2 separate regions of the Homo sapiens genome follow, and region 2 is linked to region 1. The links are chromatin contacts, found by Hi-C or POLR2A ChIA-PET in ENCODE. All regions are on one chromosome and are shown on one strand. Each heading gives the region's core, a stretch centred on a gene start or an enhancer-like site at or near the end of the contact. The rest is flanking DNA. Distances are from core to core; before and after follow the strand shown.

Region 1 (6,818 bases), core at 2,399-4,898:
TTCCCTTTCTTTTTCTTCGTGGCTGACTTCCTTGCGCCACCTGAGTGCGGTTATCCTAAGCTCTCCCCTTCTGCAGTCTAACGCCTGCCCCGCACAGGCTGGAGCTGTATCAGCCCCCACTGGCGTGGCGCTTTCCCTCACACTCCCAGCTCGCGTTCCCCAACCCCTGCTGGGCGGGGAAGGCGTGCCCCAGGGACAGTTGGAGCAAACTCCCAACCGTCCCTTTGGCCCAGTAGGCGCGCGCAGGGGCTGCAGGGCGGCGCGCAGAAGCTAGGGGCGGGAGCGGGCGCGGGCGCGGGCGTAGCCAGGCGCGAGCGGGCTGAGGGCGAGGCACCAGCCTGGAGCAGGGCGGGGAGTAACCGCGGGCCGGAGGGGCGCGCAAACCTGCCGTTGGCGCTGGGAATGGGGAGCTCTCCGGTTTGCACTGCTCGGAAATTAGTTGAATACAGTGAATTAGAGAAAACAAGTTGAAAAATGATAAGTATAATGAGATCTCATTTGTGGGGAAAGATCCACAGGGCCAGACTCTATGTGTGCACGTGCAAATACATTGAAAAGGGTCTGACGAAGGTCGGGGAAGGAGGAGGTTGGGAGAGCGGATTGAAGGGAGTGTACTTGGTATATTGCACATTCAGTGCATATGCCGCTGAAGCGAGCCCATGTATATGGCATATTTTTGAGATATTTAACATTCTTGATGTTTAGAATGAAAGTGTAATTGAAAAAAAAAAGAGATCGCATTTGGGAAGCTTGAATATCCTCTTGCTTCCCATTGATAGGGACCTACTGAGATTCTCAGAGCACCGGCGACTTTGAGAGTTAAGGGAAGCTTTTCCAAATTCTTTCTCTCCCTTCCTCCACTAGTCCACCTCCCCTCGCTCCTGTCGCCTTTCTTTCCTCAAAATCCTTCTTATTGGCCTTTGTCCAGGAGTCTTCCTCACAGCCTTTCTCATTGTCACATCCTCCCTGCAAAACCCATTCTCAAAGAGGAAACATTTGAAAGATAGTAAAGCTACTCTTAGGCGCATAAATATTTGAATTGGACATTGTTCCTAAACCATATTTGATAAAAATTAAGATAATATGTTTACAGGATGTTTCTGTTTTCCCCAAACAGTCTTACCAAAGTGCTTTTTAATAGAATGACCACATGATGTTAAATATTTTTCATTTTGAAATAATTTCAGGCTTAGAAAAAAGTTACAAAAATGGTACAAATAATTCCATTATATCCTTCACTCAGCGTTCACAAATCTTAACATTTTATATAGCTATAGTACAATAATCATAACTAGGAAATCAGCATTACTACTACTCTATTAACTAATCTGCAGATATGGATCAATTCAAATTTCTACAGTTATCTAACCAATATCTTCTTTTTTGTGGTCCAGGATTCAATCCAGGACCTCGCAATGCATTTGGTTGGCATGTCTTGTTTCTTTTAATCTGTGACAGTTTCTTACTCTTTCTTTATTGATGACTATGATACTTTTGAAAAGTACTGGCCAATTTTGTGGAAAGTCTTTTAATTTGGGTTTGTCTAGTATTTTCTCACTATTAAGGTTATGCATTTTGTGGGGCAAAAATATCACAGAAGTGATGTGTCCTTCTCATGAGGCACAGTATGTCAACATGTCTCACTAATGGTGATGTTAACTTTGATCACTTGGTTAAGGTGGTCTCTGCCAGTTTTGGCCAGTGAAAAGTTGTGATTTTATTTTTTGTGTTTAATTATAGGGGGAAGTATTCTCATCATATGCAAGGTAATTTTAGTATTCTTGACAGTTATTACTGTAATATTTGCCAAGTGGCGAGTTTCTGTTTCCATCATTCTGAAGTTAAGTTTTAATCTGAATATTCAACTGCATAATTACTTCCTAAAGATATTTGACTAATACTTTCTCTACTTCACACTAGGGGAAAAAAAGACATTTGGAGGCTGTGTATATGTATGCTGTGGAATTAATGGCTATAATGGAATTTATAAATGTATTTTTACAGATAATTGCATTCTAAATGAATGATTCACTATTCTTAGTACTTGTAAGAAATTGGATTCTAAAAATCCCAATTTACATGGATTTATGAGCTTATTAGTTGAATTGCTTTTATTCTGTGTTTATACAAAATGGTTAAATGTAAACTATATTTAAAAATAGAACAAAGATAATATGTCCTTCATATTATTTCCAATATACTTTGAGTTTTAGTTGGCATTTGCAAAACTGATCATTTAAATTAACAATGCATCTGACTCTCATCCAATAATAGTTTACTTTTATTTAGTCTTAATGTTTGCTGAAAGATTTACTGGAATTTGGAATGAGTACTCCACTGCAAGGAAAATAGACTTCTTGTGGGTGAAACTTAGAGATCTTTTAATCCACTAGTTATTTGACTATCAAACATTTTGATATATGTCATTTGAAGATTAAGTTACCCTATGCAGCATTATTATTGTACATAGAAAACTGGTCTAAGATTGGGTCTTAGTTCTAATGCCATTTTTTCTTGCTTTCAGTATGAAGGAAAGCAGGGGAGTGAGTTTTAGGTTTTTTTTTTTTTTTTTTTTTGGATCACTGACCCTTTTGAGTATCTGCTATCTATGAACTGTTTCCCCAGAAAAACACACAAACTCACATTGCCTTAGAGCAAAATACAATCCAATGTCAAAAATGGTTGGGGGGTTAGCAAGGGAGGGACAAACAGGCTGCCAGGCTGTCAGAGGCTTCCCAGATGCAGTGTCCCCTCCTGCCATATGGCACAACTCGGCTCTCTTGGCAGCTCAGATGGGCAGCTAAGGCTGCACAGCCCATCTGGTTCCCTGTCATTTCCCGCCAGACCTCTTCCTCAACCCTCAATATCTTCCTCTCCCCCTTTATCACGGAGTCCCCAGTGTGCTCAGCTTTCTGGCCCCCTCTTCACGCCTTATGAGGTCCTGCCTGTCACTGGTTCTTTCACTACCTCTTCACCTCTCTCACCTACCCCCTGCTAAGGAACAGGGCTCAGAAGCCCGAGTGAGAGGACCTGACTACTCCCAATGTATAGAGCAGGGAATAATTTATTGCATAAATATGTCAACGCTCTCCCTTTTGATCGGCATAGAAATCTTGCCACGTTTTCTTGCCTTCTGAAAACGAAGAGCTGACGAACACGCCTCACATCTATAGCTGACACAGCGATTACCAACGGACAGAGGCCGGAGAGCTGTGCACGCTCGGATCCTGCAAAGGCAGGGTGTGGTTGGAGAAAGAGAAGTGGGTGCAGAGGAACAGGGATCAGGGCCGTTATAAGGAAACATTCTTGTTTCTGAAAATGGAAAGATCGTGAACTCCCAGAACCCGCTTCTTCGCCCGCCAACCCCTCCGCCTCCTGCCGCGGTGGCAGCCCCCGGCGCCAGGCCCAGCCGCAGGCCCGCCACGGCTCGCGGCAAAGCTTGGCGCCCGGGTGCGCGCCTCGGCCGGAGGCGGTGGCGGGGCGGGGCCCAGAGAGGGCCGGCAGGGGCGGGGCCGCGGCGCGCGCCGGGGAATCCCACCCGGGCTCTGACGACACCGCGGCGCCGGCCAATAAGAAGCCGGCGAGGGGGATTCCCGCGCCGACTGCCGCCCCGCCGGCTTTTTAAATGGTACCCTGGGGAACACCTTGCAGCGGCGGTGGGAGGAGTGGGGGACCTGGAGGGAGGTGGTGAAATAGAATGGTCCTGGGGGACGGGACTCCAGGGGTTTGACGATTAGGCGTCAAGACTGACTTAGACCTGGGAAGAAAACCAGAGGCAGTCGAGCAGAGAGGCCAAACGCCAGGCAGGGCGAAGTCAGCCGGAGATGGAGTGGAAACTGGAGCGCACCGCGCCTCGGAGGGTCCGCACGGAAGAGGAGATGCTGTGGGTGAGTAACACCCTTTTCTGCATTCTCCCTAACTCTCTAATGCGGGGCCGAAGGCCCCGTTCATAATATCTGTTTAGGACCAAGAGGTGGTACGAAACTCTAAGCCCTGGTCGTAAATTTGAGTGATGTAATTTAGTTATATTCTGAAGGTGCCTAGTTGCCAAAAAAAAAAAAAAAAAAAAAAAAAAGTGTAATCTGACAAGCACAAGATCTAGAAAAATTCCACACCTGAAATTATGATTTTCCTAAATAGTTTCTCCCTCAATATGTTATCTGTGTTTTCAAAGGAAAGTATCATGCGTGTGCTCTCCAAAGACTTGAAGCAGAAGAGAAGTCAAGATTCCGCCAACGTGAGTCCAGGGCTTGTTCTTGTTCTCTGTTTTAATTCTGATCTTGAACAAACGAATTCTTGGTAAATAATGTATTTGTAGGAAGTTTGAGCTGGTCTGAAAATATGAGAATTTTAGTATCTTATTACATACTAAAAAAAATTTCTTTATGAAACTGAAGATCCCAGACAAATAATGCAATCGTTTGCATCTGAATCGTACTTTCTAGTTTCTGCCTCCACAGCAAAGGATAAAGCTGGGATGTGTCAGGTAGGCAGTGTATTGCTAGCGGCTGTTAATGATTTTAACAGTTGCTAGTTGCACTCCTCTCTGTTGCATTCAGAAGCACGCCCCCCAAAGAAATGGAAATGGTGCCATCTTGTGGACAATGTGGAGAAGTGGCATAAACCATGGTTCTTAACGTGAGCAATTTAAAGTTGATCCAATGTAGTACCTGTTCTCCTTGAAAGACCAAACCCAAAGGTCTTTAGTGTCTCCTGTAATCAGTGTAAAAGGAAACAAATTTAAATGGTTTTATAAACGTGTTTCATAAAGAGCCTTCATCTGCTTTAAATCTCTGTCACCATTTACCATGCTTCTCTCTAGGCTCAATAGTTCATCTTCCTTTGACCTGTACGCAGAGATTCTAGTTCCAAATCCACCACCATTTTAATAGATTTTTCTAGATCTTATATAAATTTTGCAACTAGGCACTGTGGCTCATGCCTGTAATCCCGGCACTTTGGGATGCTGAGGCAGGAGGATCACTTGAGGCCAAGACTTCAAGACCAGCCTGGACAACACAGGGAGACCTTGTCTTTATAAAAAAACTGCAAAAATTAGCTGGGCATGATGACATGTGCCTGTAGTCCCAGCTACTTGGGAGCCTGAGGCAGGAGGATTGCTTGAGCCCAGGCGTTCAAGGCTGCAGTGAGCTATGATTGCACAACTGCACTCCAGCCTGGAGGACAGAGCCAGACCCTGCCTCTTAAAAAAAAAAATTCAGTATTCAAGTGGTAACATCCTATATTGAATACATAATTGCATTTTCAGAACTCGATTACTAATGTCATTTCTAGTAGGAGAAAACTAATTGCATTTAAGCCCTTACATTTCTTAAATACTTTAATGTTGATTTTTTCCCCCAAACACTGCTGCAGTTTTGTGTCGTGCACAGCTTATGTATTATCACGACTCCTAGATATTTTACTGTCTAATACAGACAAGTAGTCTTTGGATCAGTAAACAGAAGTGATTTGAAAAGCTATAGTTAAGTAACTTTTTATTTATTTTTTTGAGACAGAGTCTCACTTTGTTGCCCAGGTTGGAGTGCAGTGGTGCAATCTCGGCTCACTGCAAACTCCAGCTCCCGGGTTCAAGTGATTCTCATGTCTCAGCCTCCTGAGTAGCTGGGATTACAGGCAGCACCACCACGCTGGGCTAATTTTTGTATTTTTAATAGAGACGGGGTTTCACCATGTTGGCCAGGCTGGTCTTGAACTTGTGACCTTAGGGGATCAGCCAACCTTGGCCTCCCAAAGTGCTGGCATTACAGGCATAAGCCACTGCGCCCAGCCTACAGTTAAGTAACTTTTAAAATTCATTTGTACTGTAGAACATATTTTTATCCAAGCATTTAATTTGGAAAACCTAAATGTAAGTATTCTGAAAGTTTTAAAGTTTTTGTTTAACTTTTATGTTTTTGACTAGATTCAAGCAAATATTGATTTTATTTCTTATAGTCTTGAAGTAATACATTTTGTGTATAAGTTTTCTTTAATGTGACTATTAAGATTAGAGTTCTGCCACTATGTTTCATGTTACAAATTTAGCCTCAGTGACTGCCTGGGCCACGAGAATCGGCAGTGACCTGAATCAGGTAGGCAGTGTATTGTTAGCTGGCTGCTTGGGTCAAGTCAGCAGCCACAACTACCCTGCCACTTGCTTCTGGATAAATTCTTCTTGTCAATGAAGTGCTCTGGATACCTGTGTGTGATGAGCTGGCAGTGTATTGTTAGCTGGTTGAATATGTGAATGGCATCGGCTAACATGCAACTGCTGTCTTATTGCATATACAATGAACATCAGAGTGTAACTGAATCTGTAATTAGTGTGTGTTTATGTGTACTTTCTGCTATGAAGCAAGCCACTATTTACCATAATATATTATTGCCATTAGCTTATAATACAGTAATACTTACAATGCACAGTTTTATAATGGTAAGGAAAGTATTACAATTACTTAAATTTTTTCCTTTTAAGAAAAATTTACTTATGCCTGCTTTTCCATAACTAAAAATTTTTAAGAAATATTTTTGGAGTCTTTGGAGTCTTTCGGAGTAGACAGTGTTTAAGTATTTATGAAATTACATGTTTTTAACTATAAGGTTTAGAATGTAATAACAATGTGGAATGGACCTACAATGTGTCCCCAGATTTTCAGTGAAGTCTTTAGGATTCTTTCTGCATTATTAGTTTCTTTCTTTTTTTTTTTTGAGACGGAGTCTCGCTTTGTCGCCCAGGCTGGAGTACAGTGGCGCGATCTCGGCTCACTGCAAGCTCCGCCTCCCGGGTTCACGCCATTCTCCTGCCTCAGCCTCTG
Region 2 (6,924 bases), core at 1,643-4,142, 270 kb before region 1:
ATTTTGTTTTCCTCCCATTTTCTAAAACATTCCCAGAGTGCTCTGCAAGGGACCAGAAAGGTTTCAACTGCTGGGAAAGGCAGTTGCCACTTCTGGAGCCTGTCATCTATACAACTTCCAGGTCCAGTTCTGATGCCAACCTGTAGAGCAGCAGCATAGCAATTTGCATTTGCATCATACAAAGCTGGCAGTGAGGCCTTACGAAGATTTGCACCCACATTTTGCATTATCAAACTAGAGATGAATATGTAGTTTTTTGAGAGTAACTAATGCAAGACCAGGCTTCAGGACACATTCAAGGGATTTTTAAAGGTCAATTTTACTTGATTTTTATTTTTTTATAATGTTCTCTTTACATATAAAGTATTAATAAAACACTATATATTTGGGTGTATTAATATGTCCTGCATTATCATTATTTAGGGGGAACAGAGAGGAGGGTTAGAAAATCTGTACCCTAATAGATCAGCTATAATTTTTGTCTTAATTTTCTTTATAAGGGGATTTTTATACAGTTGTGTTCTGTGTAAATTTGTCATTTCCTGTGTTTTTCCCTTTGATCACATTAAGTGCCGTATGATAATTTAATGCTTAGACTTAAAATGCACAATATGTAACATTAAGGGTAAACTAATGGGAATTAGTCTCAGAGATAATTTAAAATGTTTTACTAGAATCTTGCTTTTATTTGAAAAAACAAATTCCAAACATTAAAAGAATATGTAAATTGTAGATGTGTTATATAAAATTCAAAGTCAGAACCTCAAGCCATTACAACAGCTAATTTTCAAAGCTTTCATCTTACATTAATTAAATTTTGTGAAGAAGCACAGAGTATGATTCAGCAGAATTTAGGGCTTCCTTTTTAAGACACACACTCAAATGTTTCTGCAGATGCAGCATGGAAAATGTGACTTATCTGAAGGTAGTTAGCAGAAAATACTATTCTGACATCTTCTGTTCATTTATCATATTAGAAAAAAATCAGCATTCTTTCTTAAGTGAGACAACATATTTTTTTCTTTTTAATTAGAGCACGAGGACCAGGGCAGACCCGGAAGGCTGAGCAATAGCTAGAGCCGTTACTATCCTGAGAGCTCTTCCCAGAGCATGGGCCTGTGACTGGACTGAAGGGCGTTTGAATGTGTGGGCGTGCTTTGTATGCCCTGGGCTAGACCTCACTAGGTCTAGCTTTTGTCTCACTAGCTATTGTGGTTTGTTTTTCGCTCACCTGTCTGTGTTAGTGTCCAAGTCCCTCTTTATGAGAAATCTAGAAATCTGAGTTTTGATTGATCTTGATGATGATTTGCATTTTACACTACTTTTATTTTTGACTAAATTTCCATGAAAAGATGAGGGATGACTGCCACTGTTTTACAAGTGAGGGAATAGGCACCTTGGGAGGGGGCTGCTGAGTTCTGTGAGCTCTGTGGGGTTTCTTGATAATCAGGATCCCATGCTGTATTGATTGATTGATTACTTGGTCTGAACCCTAGTCCATTTATTTTGAAGGTCAGCTCATGCAGATCTCTGGAAGTAAAATGGCATTCTGGAAGTGACTGACACATAACTTTGACCCACTGTTTGTAATTTTAAAGAAAATTCTCAGCTATAACATATTCCATACTTCATCATTTTCTGCTCTTCTTCCTTGACCCTTCTCAAAACACCCATTAACGTCTGTGTAATTGGTCAAATAGTAACTTGTACTGAGGGCTGTTTTGTGAAAGATTAAAATTACTATAGAGAGGATGACATTGATATAATAGAGGGCCTCAGTGGCAGGCCTGCTCAGTGGACATGCAGCCACATATGAAGGATATCAACTCGGGAAAATGATGTCAACCATAGTGTGGTAATTGGGTCAGTTTGAACCAACTGTGTTAAAAGAACAACTTTAGATAAATTTAAGGGTGTCACTGGGCAAGGAAGAAACGACTTTCAAATTGGGCAGCCCTCAGAGTCACTGCAGATTCAGAATGACTCCACTGCTTCTAAGTGGTCAGGGAGAATTTATGGACAGAAAAAGGAAAGTGAGTACAGAAAATGGAAGCGAGGTGCAGAAACTGCCGGATTGGTTACAGCTCGGCCTTGGAGCTTTATTTGAGCGTGGTTTGAATGGCTGTGAGTGGTTGAAATATGGCTGCAGGGACTGGCTGAGACTCAGCTGCTGTTACAGAAGCACATTCCTGAGTCAGGCTCCCAGTTTGCTTACTTACCAAATTAGGTTGTTCTTTGTACAGAAGAACTCAAGTATGTGAGCAGGGGGTTTTCAGGACAGATTTTAGTTTGATTTAACAGATGTAAAGTTATAATGGCAAAAAAAGAAGCCTAGATAAATAGATTTGTTGTAGACCAAGACCTTTCTGGAGAAGAAAGCAGGCCAGAGCAACCATGCACTGCATTTTACTGACTCTAGGTAGTGGAAATATTTGCTTGATGTGGATGTAGGCCCCAGCTTTTATTTCAGCCCTGAATACACAGATCCTTGCTTTTTACATTTATGTACAACTTTTTTTTTTTTTTTTAGACGGAGTCTTGCTCTCTCACCCAGGCTGGAGTGCAGTGGCGCGATCTCGGCTCACTGCAAGCTCCACCTCCCGGGTTCACGCCATTCTCCTGCCTCAGCCTCCAGAGTAGCTGGGACTACAGGCGCCCGCCACCACGCCCGGCTAATTTTTTGTATCTTTAGTAGAGACAGGGTTTTACCGTGTTAGCCAGGATGGTCCCAATCTCCTGACCTCGTGATCCGCCTGCCTCGGGCTCCCAGTGTGTTGGGATTACAGGCGTGAGCCACCGCGCCTGGCCTATGTACAACATTTAACCTCTAAGCCCCACCCCCGAATTCCTTGAGCAATGACTCATCTTGTTTCTCTGGGCACCTTGGCTTCATGAGTCAGTCTCAGATTTGGGTAGAGACGTAGTCATTTAAATCCTCTCCTAGGACAGTCTTTGATAGCCAAAACTTCTCTGTCAATTCCTGACACCCAGAAATTAACTTCTAGTTAAAAATGGCTCTTAAAACACCCTGACCATTGTTCTTCTCTGGCAGCCAGTGCAGCCCTGCACACTTAACTGTGCCAAGAGAGTGTCAGCATCAGTGAAAACCTCCCAGGCCTGCGGGAGCTCAGGGCAGGGCTGCTTTGCACATAGCCAGTTTATATGCTTAGTGACTCCCCGTGAACTTGGCTGAATGCCAGAGATTCCAAATTTATTTGATTATTCAGGAGAACAGCCATGGTATGAGTCTGTATTTTCTTTCAATACAGTGAGGAGTGTTAAAATACTTTTCCTGAGACCCTTCTATTGAGGCTGTAACCCCAGATTGTTTATATCACCGCCTGTTATGAAATTCCTGTATCTATGCTTCAGCCAGACTCTCCTCCTGCCACAAAATGCCTCTTATCTGGGCCTTGCCCCTGCCCTGTGTTTAGACAGTGCTGCCCACCTATCTAAATCCACTCAGACTCTTTCATACTATCCACTTTCCTTAAGATTCATATAATCCCTCATTTAGCATTCACTGTATACCTCCTAGCATTGTTGATACTTCGTGATGTTTTCCAAACTTGATTATTGCTGAACATTGGGCAAATGATGAACAACTCATGGCCCATAGCCTACGAACCTTGTCTGATTTTGAGGTGGGATTTAAGATCTAAATTTAGTGCCTCAGTGAATCCTAAAAATGGTGAAATTAAAACCCAAAGAAGACTAAACTGAGGCCTGCTTTCCAGTGTTCTTCTGGACAGATCTGTCATCAAATGTAGGTGGAGCAATCAATTTGGCTTGCCTGGCTAGTCATAAAAGCACTATTTCAAAATAAGTAGACCAAGGTATATTTCTTTGCATTGAGCCTGCTGTTGTTAGTCTAGTTCTGGGGTTGGTATTTTTTTTTTTTTCAGTGAAAGGTCAGATAATAAATATTTAGGCTTTGTAGGTCACATATTCTTTTTTGAAAAAACAAACAAAAAAAACTCCTTAAAAATGTTCTTAGCTTGCAAGCCAACCCCTTGACTCTAGTTTAAAATGGAAAAAAAAAAGTTCTTACTTTATTAACAATAGAATATTCAGAGGCTATGAGACAATAACAACATTTTACAGTTAAGAAGTGTTAACAAGATTAGTCAAGGAAAGGCAAAATCAAAACAGCTTCAAAAAATATCTCGTTCAACGATTATTTATTTTAAAGGTGAGATATTCTAATTAGATCCTTTAATGGAAGTTAAATGTTTCAGAAATTTCAACCAAAAATGGTTATATATCCTTCCTGTCTTAGTTTGGGCTGCTATAACCAATTGCAGCAGACTGGGTGGTTTATAAAAAACAAATTTCTCAGTCTGGAAGCTGGAAGTCTAAGATTAGGGTGCCAGCATGGTTGGGTAATGGTGGGGCCTTCTTCCAGGTTGTAGAATGTCCTCACACAGTGGAAGGGGCAAGGGAGCTCCCCTGGATCTCTTATTAGGTCATTAATCCCTTTCATGAGGGTTAACCCCTTATGACCTAATCACCCACAAAAGTCCTATTTTCCTAATCCCATTGCCTTGTGGGGGTTAGGCATTCAGTATACAAATTTTGGGGTAACACAAATATCCAGGCAATAGCACCACCCTTCAGTGATAATGAAAGAATGCCTAAGTAGTATCACAGATGTTGAATTTTCTAGTTTCTTTTAATATTAATTTTTAAACAAAAGAAAAAATGGGCATACCTTGTAATTTGTTCCTGATGTGGCTCTGTGTAATGAAGAGTCTTCCGTTTGTTTTGACCAGGTCTTCTTTGTGCACTTTATAAAACTATCATGAGGCTCTTCACAAGCGGAGCCACACGTTTTGGAGTGTTGGTTTATTAGTCTGTTTTCATGCTGCCGATAAAGACATACCCAAGGCTGGGCAGTTTACACAAGAAAGAGGTTTAATTGGACTCCCAGTTCCCCGTGGCTTAGGAGGCCTTACAAGCATGGCGGAAGGCAAGAAGGAGCAAGTTACATCTTACGTGGATGGCGGCAGGCAGAGAGAGCTTGTGCAGGGAAACTCCACCTTATAAAGCCATCAGATCTCGTGAGACTTACTATCACAAGAACAGCATGGGAAAGACCTGCCCCCATGATTCAGTTACCTCCCACTGGGTCCCTCCCACAACATGTGGGAATTCAAGATGAGATTTGGGTGGGGACACAGCCAAGCCATATCATTTGGGACTGGGAGGAAGGCCTCTGTGCTTCTCAGTGAAGCATTTGCTGCCTGCAGGTGGAATGGCCAGCTTTCTGCAACCCTCCTTTCTGGGCTTGAACACCTGGTTATTTTGAGCAATGTGATGCTTGGTGTCCTTATTGCTCTAAGAAATAGGAAATTGCTTGTATGAATCTCTAGTAATATCCCGGCTAAGAAGTTTTTTTTTTTTTTTTTTTCTCTGAGACAGAGTCTCACTCTGTCGCCCAGGCTGGAGGGCAGTGGTGTGATCACGGCTCACTGCAACCTCCGCCTTCTGGGTTCAAGCAGTTCTCCTGTCTCAGCCTCCCAAGTAGCTGGGACTACAGGCGCACACTGTAGTACAAAGAGACAGGGAGGAATAGAAATAGCCTAACTGTGGTTTCCTTCTGAGGCGTCGGGGTTGCCATATGTTGTGTTCCTGTGGTATTTGTATATCCAGCCCATTTTAATAGATGAAAATGGGGGAGGGAGGAGTGTGAAGGTCAGGCGAAGAATATGATGTATCTTTGTTTTTCCTATTAATCTTCATTTAAAATTTGTGTGTCCTGGAAACCCATGTCTCTTCCTTTCCAGTTCTAGAGTTGTGTTCCTGTACGTTACAGCAGGGATCACACTAGTGGCACACTCAAGTGTTCTTTTGATAAATGACATTTACTCTTGATGTATATCAGGATAGCCTCCAAATTTGGGAGCAGAGACTATAAATACTAGAAATAGTCATCCTTTTTAATCAAGGAAGGAAAGCATTTTTTGGTATGGGCAGCTGACTGGAGATTCTTCCGCATCCATTCTCCCTGTTACCAGGTGATCTCTTGTATTAATACCTTTTAAAAAGCCCAGTTACCACTGCACATCTCCCTCAGCATACTTCCCCGGATTAGGCCCCCTTTTCTGCATTTCTCTGGTGGCTGGACTAATTTATATTCCGAGCAGCAGTGTAGAAGAGTTCCTTTTCTCTGCATCCTCAACAGCATCTCTTAATGTTTTTTTGGTCTTTTTAATAATGGCCATTCTAACTGAGGTAAGATTGTGGTTTTGACTTGCATTTTCCTGGTTAGTGATATTGAGAATTTTTTCATATACCTATTGGCCATTTGTACGTCTTCTTTTGAGAATTGTCTATTCATGCCCCATGCCCACTTTTCAATGGGAGTATTTGGTTTTCTACCGTTGAGTTGAGTTCCTTATATGTCCTGGATATTGGCTCCTTGCTGGATAAATACTTGGCAAATATTTTCTCCCATTCAACAGACTGTCTCTTTATTCTCCTGATTGTTTCCTTTGCTGTGCAGGTTTTTAGTTTAATATAATCCCATTTGTCTATTTTTATTGCCTCTGTGTTCAAGGTCTTAGCCATAAAATCTTTGCCCAGACCAATATCCTGAAGCGTTTCCCCTATGTTTTCTTTGATTAGTTTTATCGTTTCAGGTCTTACATTTAAGTCTGTAATCCAACTTACTTGAGAGATAGGGGTCCAATTTCATTCTTCTGCATATGGATATCCAATTTTCCCAGCACCATTTAGTGACGAGACTGTCTCTATTGTATGTTCTTGGTACCTCTGTCAAAAGTCAGTTGGCTGTAAATACGTGGACTTATTTCTGGTATCTATTCTGTTTCATTGGTTGCTGACGAGTCTGTTTTTATACCAATACTGTGCTGTTTTGGTTATTATAGCCTTGTAATATGAAGTCAGGTAGTGTGATGCCTC

What was found. Hi-C counts contacts between places; a loop is a spot of excess contacts on that map. ChIA-PET counts read pairs that join two places held with the same protein, here RNA polymerase II (POLR2A). Pooled maps may share reads with other maps.
Region 2: a map of OCI-LY7 shows a loop between it and region 1 (2.2-fold over the local background). The contact joins the enhancer-like site here to the promoter of CDC20B in region 1. A Hi-C loop is called at or near these places in 1 of 168 maps with a recorded cell type or tissue (OCI-LY7), 8 of 37 single-sample maps with no recorded cell type and 12 of 50 pooled maps. POLR2A ChIA-PET finds 5 or more read pairs at or near these places in 1 of 52 experiments (activated CD4-positive, alpha-beta T cell).

What each region holds. Positions count from the first base shown.
Region 1 is chr5:55,170,007-55,176,824 of GRCh38, reverse strand. CDC20B (cell division cycle 20B) reads left to right here and starts at 3,648. Exons shown (of 12, transcript NM_001170402.1): 1 at 3,648-3,887; 2 at 4,175-4,237. The coding sequence starts at 3,825. It overlaps MIR449C (microRNA 449c), which reads left to right and starts at 4,472; the gene lies at 4,472-4,563. MIR449A (microRNA 449a) reads left to right here and starts at 6,203; the gene lies at 6,203-6,293. It overlaps MIR449B (microRNA 449b), which reads left to right and starts at 6,083; the gene lies at 6,083-6,179. RefSeq lists silencers at 3,213-3,542, 3,630-3,924.
Region 2 is chr5:55,434,504-55,441,427 of GRCh38, reverse strand. The region is part of intron 4 of PLPP1 (phospholipid phosphatase 1); the gene reads left to right. Among named protein-coding and RNA genes, the nearest start is that of MIR5687, 71 kb to the left of the region's middle. RefSeq lists an enhancer at 2,464-3,291. Within about 2 kb of position 2,892, at least 29 of the 41 ENCODE cell types and tissues checked have a DNase peak (open chromatin) inside an H3K27ac peak, as active enhancers do.